Regions from separate parts of the Mus musculus genome. Here region 2 is linked to region 1. Evidence: chromatin loops called from intact Hi-C (ENCODE). Cell type or tissue: heart. All regions are shown on one strand. Links, peaks and the distances in the headings refer to the core of each region. The heading gives the core; the rest is flanking DNA.

What was found. A loop is a pair of places that touch in the nucleus more often than their neighbours do. Peaks named below come from ENCODE experiments on the same cell type or tissue, not always from the same donor. Only the 100,000 strongest peaks of a DNase experiment are listed, where the experiment ranks them.
Region 2: a loop joins it to region 1, with 2.0 times the contacts of the local background. A loop is called at or near these places in 1 of 42 quality-filtered maps.

What each region holds. Positions count from the first base shown.
Region 1 is chr17:83,195,721-83,200,105 of GRCm38, reverse strand. No RefSeq gene overlaps it. Among named protein-coding and RNA genes, the nearest start is that of Gm34686, 17 kb to the left of the region's middle. In heart, for the core only: no CTCF peak of the experiment used is centred there; a DNase peak (open chromatin) is centred at 2,595; H3K27ac peaks cover 3,847 bases.
Region 2 is chr17:83,120,410-83,124,794 of GRCm38, reverse strand. No RefSeq gene overlaps it. Among named protein-coding and RNA genes, the nearest start is that of Gm41631, 5.8 kb to the left of the region's middle. In heart, for the core only: a CTCF peak has its summit at 1,818; a DNase peak (open chromatin) is centred at 1,684; H3K4me3 peaks cover 1,440 bases; H3K27ac peaks cover 3,651 bases.

The sequences.
Region 1 (4,385 bases), core at 196-4,195:
GCAGTGCCAGCCACCTTCAGACTCCGGTTTTCTCTGCTTCTTCAGATGACACTCTCTGGGAAAGATTTGCCTGAAAGTTGGAAGGCTGAGAGTACACTGAATATATGTTCTGCAGCTTCTGGAAAGTTCCTGCTGCTAGTGATTTGCAAATTTCTCCCAAGATGAAAATTCAGAACGGAGTGGGAAGTAAATGGGCCTCGGGAGCGATAGGACAGGAAGCTTTGACGTTGGGGTGTTTATGTGCAGGGGTAGCCTGAAGAACTGAGTAGGGCTGTGGGCCCCTTCTACATCTCAGGGGTGCCTGGAATGCTGGTTCTTTGTGAAGCTCAGGAAAGATGCCGACCTACCAGGCTAAAATGATGTTTCTCACCCTGTTCCAGAGACAGGGGCAGCTTCCACTGCCCTCCTCTGTGTGGCAGGAGGTGCCCAAGAACAAGACTCAGTGAGGCAGAGGTGGGGCTGAGCATCAGGACTTACACAAGTGTTAGAATGGAGGGCCGAGCCGGGGGACGCAGCAGGGCGGTATGTTTATTTGTACAAATCTTTTCCCCCAAGGAAGAGGCTGAACGTTTTTTTGAGAAGCCAAACACTAAACCTCTTTCTTTCTCAGAGCTGCGCCCCTCCTGGAGCCCAGAAGCAGATCTGTCCCTTCTTCCAGCCTCCATCTCCATCCCAGTCCACATCTGGGTCCACATTCCTGTCTAGAGGCACAACAGCCCTGGCAGCAGCCATGGCTGAGGCACATCTGGGGCTCTGATGGCCGCATCTGTTCTACCCTGCTCAGTGCTGCTCATTTCTATTCTGACTTTTATCTTCAGCTCTGGAGTCTAGAGGGATCTGGAGATGGTGTGGGCTCCTAATCTCAGGCACTGTCAGTGTCTAAGGGAGGCCTGGTGGGGGTGGGGAACCTTCATGTCACCAAGGTCTTCCCTCTGCTCTCAGGGGTCATTGGCTCTGAAGTCTCATGTCAGAGACAGTTAGGGACAGATTGTGACAGGGTTCTCAGGCCTCCCTGGTGTTACTCTGACTGTGACACTCAGCCTTTTTGTTCTAGGGACAGTTCCGCTGGCTACTGTCACTGGCTCAGAGTGTATGGCTCTATAAGACAAACACACATCATGGTGCAAGAGTGCTCTAGTCGGATACTAGAGGGGGCTGGATATGGATGTGGATGGAGGGACAAGATGGGACCAACACAGGCGGCTGAGGGTGGTCTCTCCGGGCTGTCTTAGGAGTGAATTCCTAAACTTGCTTAAGAAAGGAAGCCTATTGGTAATGTCAATATGTCACTCAAGGACCAATGGCCAAGGTTTGGGGTGGGCTGAGCATTTCTTGATGTGGTATTTCATGGTTCAAAAGACATGATGGCAAAAGTGTCCTTACTCAGAGACTGACCCAGGAGAAACAGGGCTCTAGAAAGGGGCAACTTCCTTCCAGTATATTTCTGGCCTGTGGGTCTCTGAGGAACTTTGCAAGCCAGTGTCCCTCCACTTGAGGCCTTCTGGGATGGGGAGGCAGACCTTCTGTTAGCTTTCTTCACTGCAAGCCTGGAGCAGAAAAACAAAAACAAAAACAAAAAACAAAACAACCTGCCCCGGTCCTGACTGGGACCTTGTGGGTAGGTGAACAAGCTCTCTCTGTGAAACATATATGAGAGAAACCACTGTTCAGGTTTTTGTCTCTGTCCTGATTGAGGTGTCCCCTCCTGCTGTTCTGGAAGGCTCTGGCACCATGTGTATTTAGAAGGCCCTTTTACTTAGCTTGCGAGATGAATCAGAACCCTGGCTGATCAGGAAACCACCTCAGAACCGGCAGGGCCAGCGTGGCGGTGGTGAGGTTTCTAGTGATTTTTGATACTGGGGATTACTCAGGAATGGGTATTTTTCATAATCAGTTCCTTTCGCCCATGCTGAGATCTCTGCCAGTCTACGGAGTTTCTACTGTAGAAACTCTCAGGAAGACTTAGGGTTGGAAGACAGAGAAAGGCAGTGAGATAAACCCAACTGTTGGAGAGTCTGGGTTGACACCGTTTGGGTTTTTTCGAGACTGTAAGGCATGGATGTGTTAGGATTGGATCTGAGGCTGGGTGACATTTTGTGTGGAAGTCAATGGAAGAATTGGTTTTCAGGATGAGAAACCGTACCCAGCCATGTTTTAGCATAGACTTAGGAGACACTGCGGTTCCCTGATGGCCCAGCTTCCTTGTCTGCCTAAGCCTGGCACTTTTCCCAGGATGTCCCTCCTACCTATCAGTGTTATTAAGAACAGCACACTAGATGAAGGCCTCCCTTGAGTAGAGCAGGGCTGGGAGGGAACACCAGGTCAAGATCTGAGTGATTATCAGAAACTCTCCACCCACTGTGCTTGAATTTTAGGGTAATTCCAGTCCTCCCACACCTAACCGGCCTTGCCTTCAACCTCCAGCCCATCCAATCTCCATTGCATGCCACAGCACACCATGCTCTCCCTTGTCTGGCCTCTGATTCTAGGACTCTGTATTCCCAGTTCCCGGCCTGTCACAGGAAGCAGGAGGGAGGAAATCATGGCTTGACCTGGGTGGCCCTCTCATCTCCCTGCCCCCTCCCAGTTCTCCTCTAGTCTTGTCTCCTGGGGGAGGGTAGGACACAAAAGCCCGGATCTCTCCTCTTTGCAGCCTTTTCCCCCTCTCCCAGTTCCCTCCAGGGCTGAAGGAGGCCAAAGAAAACAGAGCGCTTCTCCAGCTCTCTCTCCCTCTCTCTCTCTCTGGCTTTCCCTCACTTCCTGCTTCGGGAAGATGGTTTACTCCCTCCCCCCCGCCCTGGCAGAACCTGGTCTTGGTGTTAAGTTTCTGTAGAGTTCCCAGAGTCAAGAGATTGGGCTCTAACTGGACCCTTTATTTCTCCCCATCTCACCCTTTCATGTCTTCCCCCACCCCTCTACACAAAATTATATATCCCGATTGCCCCTCCCCATGTTGAAATTTTGATCTTCAGATGGTAGAAAAATCTGGTGGAAGGCATGTTCTGGGGCCGCGGGCAGATGGGAGGAAGGTGAGCGGAAGACAGGGAGGAGAGCCATGAGAAGGAATCTTGTGCACACAGGAACCAGATACTGGCCCTTCTGGTGCTTGTGACACAGTGCAAGGAAGCTCCCGCTTAAAAGCCGAGTGTGCCCGGGGCTGAGTGACATTGTGGCTGCCAAGGGCAGACTTGAAAGGCTGCACAACACAGAGACCAGAGGACCAAATGGCCCCAAGTCTATTTGGGGCCAACCCAGCAGACATGTCTCTCTTAGAAACCTCTTGGCTTTTTGTTTTTGTTTGTTCTTGGATTCTTGTTCAATCCAGTTCCAAGTCTAGCCACCTCCCTCCTCCAAACTCTAAGACAATTAATTCTAAGGCATTTTTCCTTTGCCTTGCTGAAAAACCTCTGAGTTTCTGAGTCAATGTGATGTCTCTAAAAGTCTGAATCTTTCTATACCCCTATTGTGAAACGAAGGAAAGAGAAGCCAGAGCAATCAGAAGAGAAGCAGCTTAGAGAGATTATTGTTATTACTACCATAGCTTGTGTTCATATCTCTGAACCTGCAGACCATCTCATAAGAACTACTAGAGAATGGTGGAATGAGGGAGTCACACCCCACAGGACTGGCTGGCAGGAGCTCTGGGGTCTCTGGATAATACTTGTTAAGAATCTACTCTGGCCCATCACTTTGCTGTGTGCTGAGGCTATGATAATGGATAAGAATAATCCTGACAGCTTGGAGCCTGGTCTTGGAGCTGGGGACAAACTTATCAACCAGGAAACTCAGTGTTCCACCTCATATGTCTAGACAGAAGCGCATTCAGGTATGGGTGTTTGTAACAGGGCTGAGGGGTCCAGGGCAGGGTCCCAGGCAGAAGGAAGATGTTGAATAGTGACCCCATGGTGAAAGGCCACACTTCACTGGGAAGACCTTTTCTAGTGTTGAGTTGAGAACTAAGATCATGAACATGGGATTTGTAGAATATGTATTTTTCTGAAGGAAAATCCCAGTGGAGCAACTTGTTTGTTGCTGTCAGGCTTCACCATGGAAAGGCTTGAGTCACCCACCCAGGGCTCATTATCCTCCCTACTTTGAGTCTTTCCTTAATTTCTATTTCTCCAGTGAGGTCTTCCTGGACCTCCGCATTGCAAGCCCTCTCTCCTTCCTTAGCGCTGGCTTCTAGTTTTCAGCATGCTTTTTTCCACGGTGCTCACTGACACCAACACATTCTTCTAATTCTTCTTTCTTTCCTCTCTTAGGAGATTGTCAGCAGCTCCTTGAAGACCAGGACTTTTCTGCAAATTATATATTCCTCTATCTCTTCTGCCTGAAGAGCCTGGCACATAGTGAAGGCTCAGGAAGTACTTGATTCATGTTGGAAA
Region 2 (4,385 bases), core at 98-4,097, 75 kb after region 1:
GGGACATTTTCATGATATTCTCTATGTAATTTCCGTCTTTAGTGTTCTGTTCTTGTCTCTCCCGCATGGGCACACCGTTCGATCCACTCACCCTGAATCCTAACCTCTTGTTTACCTACAGCAGACAACTGAACTCCACAGCTTTGGGCTTTTCCCATCCATCAGGCTCCTACTCACAAGCTTAGGTTCTTCCTAAAGTTGCCAGCAGTGTAGCCTGAGAAGTGAGAACACCCACAGGCAGGTCAGTTTGTTGTCTATCCTTAACTGCCTCTGATTGAATGAACACCAAGGTCTTTCATCTAAGACTGTTAGAGATGCAGCACACTGCCTAGGGACCCTGCCTGTGACTTTCAGGTTGTAAATAAGTTCCCCATGTGGCCTGAAGTCAGGCCTTGGGTGGGTGGTGCAGGGCACACACCATTGCTCAAGGTCAGACCTAACCCTTTCTCACCTTTGCTACCATTGTTCTTGCCAGAGACACCACCACCAGGGACATTCCATGAATGACACTCAGCACCTTAGTCAGGACGGTCTGAACCGCCTCCACCACTGCCACCACTAAGTTTTGCTGTGCTTTGTAAGCATATGGGCTTTTGGTCTTACTAGAATCTTGACGTGGACAGGTGGTAAGGAGGAAGATAGCAGCGGGGGGAGGGAAGGGGTCAGATGTGGCCAGAGATTAGGGATTTTTCATTAAACTGCCTGTTTAGGTAAGGGCTTTTAGGGGCAAAGCTGCTTTACCTGATAATGGCAGTTTATCTGAATTCCATTCTACTGAAGGAAGCCTCTTTTAATCTTAATTACTGTGGTTAGTAAACCTCTGGGTTTCATCCCAAAGCCTTCCCACCCTGTGGTAAACGGAGCTGCCTGACTCTCAGCTTTAGCTGCTCTGGTCACTTCAGGGGGCAGATATCCTTTGTCATCTGCCCCTTTAGGATGCTTGCAACATTTGGTGAATGTGTGAAGGGCCTTTGGGCCAACTCAGCAAAGGAAGATCTGGCTTGAAGATCCTTGCGGCTCTGCACAGCCAGTCAGGGCAGCAGAGCAGCTCGGGTAGATGTGACTGGAACTCAACCACACTCTCCACCAGCAACCCGAAGTGCAGACTGGGACTCGTGCCACTTGGTCGTTTGGTTAAGTGAGCACTCAGGAGGCAGAGGCAGGCGGATTTCTGAGTTCATGGACAGCCTAGTCTACAAAATGAGTTCCAGGACAGCCAGGGATATAACAGAGAAACCCTGTCTCGTAAAACCAAAAAAAAAAAAAAAAAAAAAAAGTGAGCTCGGTAGAGGCTGGTTAAAGCGGTGATCTTCTGACTTGAGGCATAGTCCAATGGCTGGAGGAGCGGCGTCTCTTGTGGGGGTGGCAATATTGCTCAGGCAGAAGGACAGCTTTGAGGGAACCACCAGAACAAAGGGAGCTAGACAGAAACGTTGGTTGGTTGGTGGTGGTGGTAGGGGCGACTGCCAGGGAGTGGGCCTGAAAGCCTTTAGGGAATCAGTACACCGGGCAAAGGCAGGGAAGGGTTAAAGGGCCTGGGAACTCCTGTTTCCAATCACTTGTCAGTTCGCTTTGCTTATCAGCCAGGATGGGGCCGCGGGGAGAGGCTCCGAGAGCTTTCGGTTCCAAGCTCTTCCCCCGACTCCACACTCTCAAGCTCTCAGCGTTCTCATTCCCTTCCAAGGCTCTCGGCTCAGTCAGGAGGTGGGGGAAGGGATGGAGCTGCGAGGGTTGGGGGAGGGCTTGGAACCCAAGCACAGTTAATGGAGTAGAGTGCAAGTTACTAAATACAGCCCTAGGGGGTGGCAAGGCGGTCGAGTCTCTGCCGTAAACCTTCAATTGGCCCCTCCTTCTCCCACACCGCAGAGAGCCAGACTTGGGGCAGGCTGCTCAGTCCCCCTTACTTAACTCACTTTAGGCCAGCACCCTTCAACACCTTTCGCTTTTACAATGACCACTGAGCCAGACATCTCCACGATGTATTTGTGTCGCTCCTTTGACAAGGCTAATGAAGCATCCTTCACCTCGTGCCAGCCTATTTTCTTTTCTTTTGCGACCAACCCAGGCTTGCCTTGAACTCTTAATTCTTTTGCCTCAGCCTCCTGACGGCTGAAATTAGAAGTGTGTACCACTCTGTCTGGCATCATGCTGGCTTCCCAAGGGGTGGAAAATTTCATTTCTGCCAATTTATAGTTACTAAGCTCCCTGGTTTCGGCCATTAGGAAACTAGTTACATTTTCTTTCTGTATCTCCACTAGAGTTACTAGCTCAAAATATGATGCCCAGGAGAGAGGGCAGAGCAATCGGTCAACCGGATCCAAACCGTGATAGACCTTGACCCCACTCAGGTGCAGTCACATTTGGGTACGGTTACCATAGTAACAACAAATCCTCGGATGGCAAGCTTTTGTTCTGGTTGCTGTCCTGAAGAAAAGCAATGCGCTTGGTGTCTTAAATTGCCCGAATTTGACATTCTAGTAACCAAACTAAAGAAAGGAGAGAGGCAGATGTGTTTCAGCAGACAAGATGTAAATGACGTCAAATGTAAACAGTAGAGCCACTGTTTTGTGCAGAGCATAAGTTGCCTGTCAGAACAGAATTGTGTTCACATATGCTGGGGAGCTAGGTATGTGAGGAACTGTCATAGATAAGAGGTGGGTTAGTCTAGAGTGGGGGATCGGCCAGGAGTGTGGAAGAGACACAAGAGAATTGGTATCCTGTGATGACAGAGGTGAACTCTGGGCTAGAGTCACAGTCTTCCCCTGGCAGAGGATTTGCAAGGCTTTGGTTCTTCCAAGTTTGTACATCCCAGGCTGTTTGGCTCCGTCCAGAATCCATCTTCCAGCTGTCCACTCTGTTTGACTGAAACTTTTTGCATCCTCTAAGCATCCTTCCCTGTCTCCTCGTCAGCTCTAGTTTCTGACTTTCCCGTGGGTTATCTCCCCCACTCCGATCCCTGCATAGACATCTGCATTTATGTATGCCCAAGCCTGTTTTGTTTTGTTTTGTTTTATGTAGAGTTTAAGGACACACAGACTTAGAAGTTTTATAGATACAGAAAGATGTTGCTTCTAACGTTAAGCCCCTCTAAATTCCAATTTCCTCATCTATAAGGTTGGGACAATAATAAACACCCAACCAGACTGGCACAGGATTTAGTTGGAAGAGAACTGGATTCATTATCCATGGCTGCATAACAAATTACCCTACAATTTAGTGGTCTAAACTAGCAGTAAACACCGTGCCACACAGTTTCTATGGGTCAGGAATTTGGGAGCAGTTTAGCTGGATAGTTTGGACTTGAGATTTCTCATGGAGGTACGGGTTAGATCTTAGTTGGGGATACAGGCATTGCAAGGTATGGGTGAGGTTCCGATTCTAAAATGGTTTACTTGCCTGGTTTAAGACAGGAGCTGAGCCTGGTACTTGCACCGTGGCTAAAATGCCCCGGTAAAAATGACTGATATTTATTTTGGCTTATAGTGTCAGAGGGTCTTTGCCCATCGTGGCAAGGAAGGCTTGGCTAAGCAGATCATTTTGGGATGGTGGGAGGTTTCAGTAAGGCTTGTTTGCATCATTGTGGACCAGGAAGCAGAGAAAAGGGGGAAGGGAGGAGAACCTTCACAGACCTACTTCCACCAGCTGGACCCCATTTTCTAGAGCCCCCACACCGTCCCAAAAGAGTACCACCAGCTGGAGAACACGTTCAAAACAGGAGCCGGTGGGAGCCAGTTCAGACGCACGCCCATCCTAACGAGGAGGTTTTAGTTCTTCCCTGTGGGATTCCCCACGGGGCGGGGCTTCTTGAGTGCCTTTGCCACACAGAAGTGCTATTCCTCTGGAGTGAATGAGCCAAGAGAGAAGAGGGAGACGCTGTACTGTCATTTACATCTCAGCCTCAGAAGTCACACATCCTCATTCCCACAAATCCTATTAGTTACACATGTCAGCGCTAATCAGTGGAGAAGAGCCCTGTACGAGCACATGGATACAAGGGCGTGGCGCTCACTGGTGGCTCTCAGGGAGGCAGACTACCGCGAGTACTTGCCTAATGCTCATCAAGACCATGGAAACTGCAGCTCTAGCTACTAAGCCCAGGTGCGTTATAAGTTCAAGACCTCCTTGGGCTAAGGAGTGAGTTTGAGTTTGTCTCAAAACTGAAACTAAGATCTAGGGATATAAGTTCACTGGAAGGGGCTTACCTAGCATGTGCAAAGCCCTCTGCCTCTGCCTCTGCCTCTGCCTCTGCCTCTGCCTCTGCCTCTGCCTCTGCCTCTGCCTCTGCCTCTGCCTCTGCCTCTGCCTCTGCCTCTGTCTGTCTCTGTCTGTCTCTGTCTGTCTCTGTCTGTCTCTGTCTGTCTCTGTCTCTCTCTCTGTCTGTCTCT